2 separate regions of the Mus musculus genome follow, and region 2 is linked to region 1. A link is a loop called in an ENCODE intact Hi-C map of the cell type or tissue named here. Cell type or tissue: left cerebral cortex. All regions are shown on one strand.

Region 1 (2,500 bases):
CTAAGGTCCTCTTTAAGCATAGTGGGAGGTTAAAGTTGAATTGAGATTATGATAAGGAGCCCGTGTTACCTTAATCCCTAGAACTGAAATCTGGAGGAAGCCTTTGTCATAGATAAGAAAGCTTGTGATCCTGTAAGAGCAGAAGCATGGCATTGTTCAGTGGCTCTGCTTTCTCAGGTTGCTCTCCCTATCTCTTCCTCGTCCATGCTTAGGTGCTTCACATCTCTTCCCTACGTACCTGGCCAGGTGCCGACAGTATTTACACAGCATCCCCGCCTCTCTGTGCCTGGAAATCCTGGAAAACATCTTCTCACTGCTCCTCATTACCTCTGCTGACCTTCACCCAGAGCCTCACCTTCCCGAGGACTATGCCGAGGACGAGGACATTGAGGGGAAAGGCCCCTTGGGTTTGAGGTCCCCATCAGAGAGCCCTCAGCACATAGCCGCAACTGAGAGGAGGTCAGAGCGGGCTTCCATGGGACCCAGGAACCCTGCTCATACAGTGCCCGGCTGTCCAAAGGCAGAGCCGAAAGACAGTTCACCAGGGCCTCACAAGCACAGCTTTTTGGATCTGAAGCACTTTACTAGTGGCGTGAATGGATTCCTGGCCGATGAGTTTGCAATGGGAGCGTTCCTCAGCCTTCTTCAGGAGCAGCTCACTGAAATCAGCAGCCACCGCACTCCCGAGGAGACAAAGCTGCCGGAAGACCAGAGCTGTTCAGCGGCCAGAGATGGACTGCAGAGCCGCCTGCACAGGTTCTCAAAGGTTCTCTCCGAGGCACAGTGGCGGTACAAAGTGGTAACGAGCAACCAGGGCTCAGGTGAGAGGAGGGGTCGGAACTAGAAAGTCTAGAAAGCGGGGAAAGGAGAAAAGCCCCAGCAATGTGGACAAGGGGCGGGCATATGGGAACCACACCCTAATCCGAGACATATGACCTTAGCAGCCCAGGGCAGTGCTACAGGTCCCAAAGCGTAATGAAGATCACCCCGCCTGTTTCCACAACGCTCAGATCAAAGCTGGTCACCATGCCTGTGTTTGCTGTTTCAGAAGAGCAACCTTCCCGAAGATACCGGCCCATTGCCACGAGGCATTCTAGTCTCCGCCGAGGTCGTCGGACCAGAAGGACCCGGGCAGGTGATCTAAAGAACTCTTGTCAAGCCTTGTTCCCATTCACCTGACAGAGAGGCATGCCAGTGCTTGTCTGTTCCCTTAAGCTGAGCATATGGTCAGAAACACAAACGCATCCTCCCACTCCCACAGTCAGCTCTTAACAGTTTCTTACACAGCCATGCAGAAACTTTCCATGCAACATAATGTACATATCCTTTCACATATTCCCACATACACGCCCACATACATACACACACACATGCACAGGTTGTAGACTCTCTGGGAAGGCGAAGGTTGACATGAGAGAAACCTGGGAAACTGCATGGTGGTGGTGGTGTCACTCAGCTCTGATGCTCTAAGCTGGTTGGCTTGGGACACAGGCAGAGTCTGCATCCACCTGAGTCACCCAGCCCACGAGTGTACACTCAATTTCCTTTTCTCCACAGCTGTTCCTTTCCACAGGGCTGCCTCAGCAGTGGGCCAAGGGGACACTATTGGTGGGTGACACGGCCTTCATAAGGCCACACTAAGGGACAGACAGCCTCCATTGGCACTGAGCAGCTTTTCCCCTGGGCAGCCTTCTGCAGGCCACGGCCGGCACTTTATTTCCTCCCTTTTCATATCTGAAGATACATCCTCTATGTCAGAAAATGTCACGACCCCTTCTTTGCACCTCATTGTTGCCTGTTCATGATTTTACCAAACTATCACTAGTACTTTGTCTTCAGATGTTGGTCACAAGCTCCCAGGACTCTTAAGACCCCACATGGTAAAAGCCATTGGTATAAACTGCTATCCTGTACTCGCCCTTTAGCCTCAGTCTGTCTAGATCTTGACTTGTAGTCTGATTTCACACTTTGTACGCTATAAGGAGTTGCTGACTAAATTTTCCAATCTATTACCTCTAGATGGCCGGGAAAGAGGCTCCAACCCATCCCTGGAAGGGACAAGTAGTGAGCTGAGCACAAGTACTTCAGGTGTGTGCGTCCCAGCCTGCTGCTACCTGCAGACAGCTTGCCCTCGTGCACCCTTGCCATGCCCTGCGCTGCAAACACTAGAACTGAAACTTTGCTCAAGGTTTATTCTTGCAGAGAGCAGCAGATGTCAGCTGGGAAAAGGCTCTCTTCCTTAGTTAAGTCACCCAGTAGTAAGACAAAGGTTCAAGGAAGGCAGTTGGTACTTATATTCTAAGATGGTAATACATGTTTGCCCTTCGTACATGAAGACATGACTGGCAGTTATTTAGGGAAAGGAAGAAGAGTGCTTCATTAAGAGGCTCTTTCTAACCCAGGCAGTGGTGGTGCACGCCTTTAATCCCAGCATGTGGTAGGCAGAGGCGTTCAGATCTCTGTAAGTTTAAGAACAGCATGGACTACAGAGTGAGTTCTA
Region 2 (2,500 bases), 400 kb after region 1:
ACCTAGAGGTAGGAGTGATGACAGGGGCATCTTCAGCTCTAGGTTCAGGGAGTCTCAAGAAAACAAGATAAAGGATATCCAACACTAATCTGACCTTCATATGTGCACCCAGGGGTCAGTGTACCTGGGCATACATACTAAAAAAAAAAAATGAAGTTAAGTAGATAGGCAGTCATCAGGCAGTTCAAGGCTAGCCTTGACTACAAAGTGAGCTGAAAACTAGCCCTGACTACATGGAATCCTGTATCAAAAGCAAAAAACAAAGCAAAAGCATTAAAAACAAAATAAAAAGTAAGATCCTGATCTCACCTCCATCTGAACATTGAAGACGCCCCTCTTCTCCTCGATCTTCTCTTTGATAACTGCCATAGCCTGATTGAGGACAGACAGGCCTTCTGTCCTCTCCAGGGTCGTTGTTGTCATCACATACCTGGGTGGAGCTATTAGATTAATCTAAAGGAGAAAGACAAAAATGAAGTTATGATTATACTTACCCAGGATATTAAAAAATTGCTTTGTTAATTTGCTACATGAAGAAATCATCTTGACCTGCCTCCCAGGTCTCTAGACCAGTTTATTAATACATTCCCTTAGGATTTTTTCTCATTGAGGTGATGAAATACTCTAACAAAAGCAATTTACAGGAGGAAGGATTTATTTTAGCTCACAATTCAAAGCATAGCTCATCATGGCATAAAGTCAAGGCAGTGGGAGTTAGTCAGTCACATTATGTCCAAAGTCAGAAGACAGAAATGAATGCATGCATTCAATCTATTCAGTTCCCTCTCCATTTCTACAGTTAAGGATCCATTCAGAGAATGGTGTCCTTCATAGTGGGTGGGTCAGTGTACCTCAATAACATAATTAAGATGATCTTGCACAGACATACCCAGGAGAATTCTAAGTCTGTCAAGTTGTAAACCAACACTAACCATCACATGTAGTCAGACCACTGATGCAGTGATCTCATCTAGTACATATATACAGCTCACTGCAACACTGAATATGAAGAATTATAACTATTGGGTGCTTCTGGTGGTTGTCATCAGAATAATGGGTAACTGAGGTTGGGAAGATGGCTCCGTGGTTAAGAACATTTGTTGCTTTTGCAGAGGATGCTAGTTTGGTTCTCAACATCCACACAGTGACTCACAACCATCTGTAACTTCAGTTTTAGAGGATCTGACACTCTCTTCTGGTCTCTGTGGGCACCAGGCATGGACATGGTACATATACAGGCAAACACACACATAAAGGAGACCCTTTCACTAGGTAGGCCAATCTGTCCTTGAGTTCACAGAGACCTGCCTGCCTCTGCTTCCCCAATGCTGGGATTAAAGGCATGTGTCACCATGCCTGGCTATAAATAAATCATAAAAACGAAAAAGGTGAATTATCTCTAAATTGATAGAAAAATCCTTCCAAGAAACTTTGAGTAACAACCATCCAGTTGAATGTACGTTGTTAAAAAAAAAATGTTGCCTCCCAAGGCACTACAAGCATTTTGGGCACTGTAACTTCTTACTGTAAAGAAGATTTAATATTGCTGGTCCACTAATAATAGAAACCCTCTATATTCACTATGATGGGAGCGCCAACGAAAAGCCATTAACTGCAAATAACCCCCCAGAAATATCAACTAAAAACGACATGACACCGAACTCAGATCTTCTGCAAGAGTAATAGCTTTTAGCCCCCTGTGTTGGCTCTTCAATCTCCATGATACTTTTGTTTTGTTTTTAGAAAACTATTATAAGAAGGAACTAGAATGGCGTGATATTGAATAAAACTTCCATTTTGAATAGGGGTTAAATAAAGTTTAAGTCCTTAAGACCTCCCTGGGAAACTGATGTCCTGCTTGGCAGAAAGACATGTATGTGGGAAACTAACATCTTGTTCGTCAAGCTGAGGCATGAATGCTAGGTAAGTTGCCCCACCACAGTTGAACAACCCAACATATTAGAACAGGGTAAGTGTACCACGAAAACACATTCCTAAGGAAGTCCCTTATCCCTAAACCCTGGATGGAGGGATAACCTGGCATAGATAGATGTTTGTGGTTTTGAAGCTTAAAAATTCTATGACATTCTGGTTCAGGGGTCGTGGGTTTACCTCCCAAGTCTGTTCTGTGGCCCTGATCAGTGGTGGTCTGAGTCCAATACATTTTTTCATCTACTTAAATACTCACTGAGATGAATGTTCAAGGACACAGTCAGCTCCTGACCGGTCAGTTTTTGTTACCTAGGTCAAATAAAGATCTCACTTTGCTGGACTCTTGTGACTGCTTGGGTTGTTTTAGATTTTCGGACCCCAACCCTCTGGGCACTGAACATGCCAGGTATGCACTTTATCATGGAGCTGTACTTTTCTACCCAACATGACCAGCCAAAAGGGGAAAAGATTAGAACCATGACTTAGTGGCCCTGGGCTCAACTGCTAACACACAGTTTGACCACAAGTATCTGAAAACACGCAACTTACCTTGATGGGCATGGTTTCT

The links. Peaks named below come from ENCODE experiments on the same cell type or tissue, not always from the same donor. Only the 100,000 strongest peaks of a DNase experiment are listed, where the experiment ranks them.
Region 2: a loop joins it to region 1, with 4 times the contacts of the local background. A loop is called at or near these places in 1 of 42 quality-filtered maps.

The regions. Positions count from the first base shown.
Region 1 is chr12:79,278,678-79,281,177 of GRCm38, reverse strand. It overlaps Zfyve26 (zinc finger, FYVE domain containing 26), which reads left to right. Exons shown (of 42, transcript NM_001008550.1): 11 at 213-821; 12 at 1,049-1,135; 13 at 2,020-2,088. Among named protein-coding and RNA genes, the nearest start is that of Zfyve26, 16 kb to the left of the region's middle. In left cerebral cortex, no CTCF peak of the experiment used is centred here; a DNase peak (open chromatin) is centred at 1,299.
Region 2 is chr12:78,881,211-78,883,710 of GRCm38, reverse strand. Eif2s1 (eukaryotic translation initiation factor 2, subunit 1 alpha) reads right to left here. Exons shown (of 8, transcript NM_026114.3): 6 at 2,482-2,500; 7 at 310-453. Among named protein-coding and RNA genes, the nearest start is that of Eif2s1, 20 kb to the right of the region's middle. In left cerebral cortex, no CTCF peak of the experiment used is centred here; a DNase peak (open chromatin) is centred at 1,154.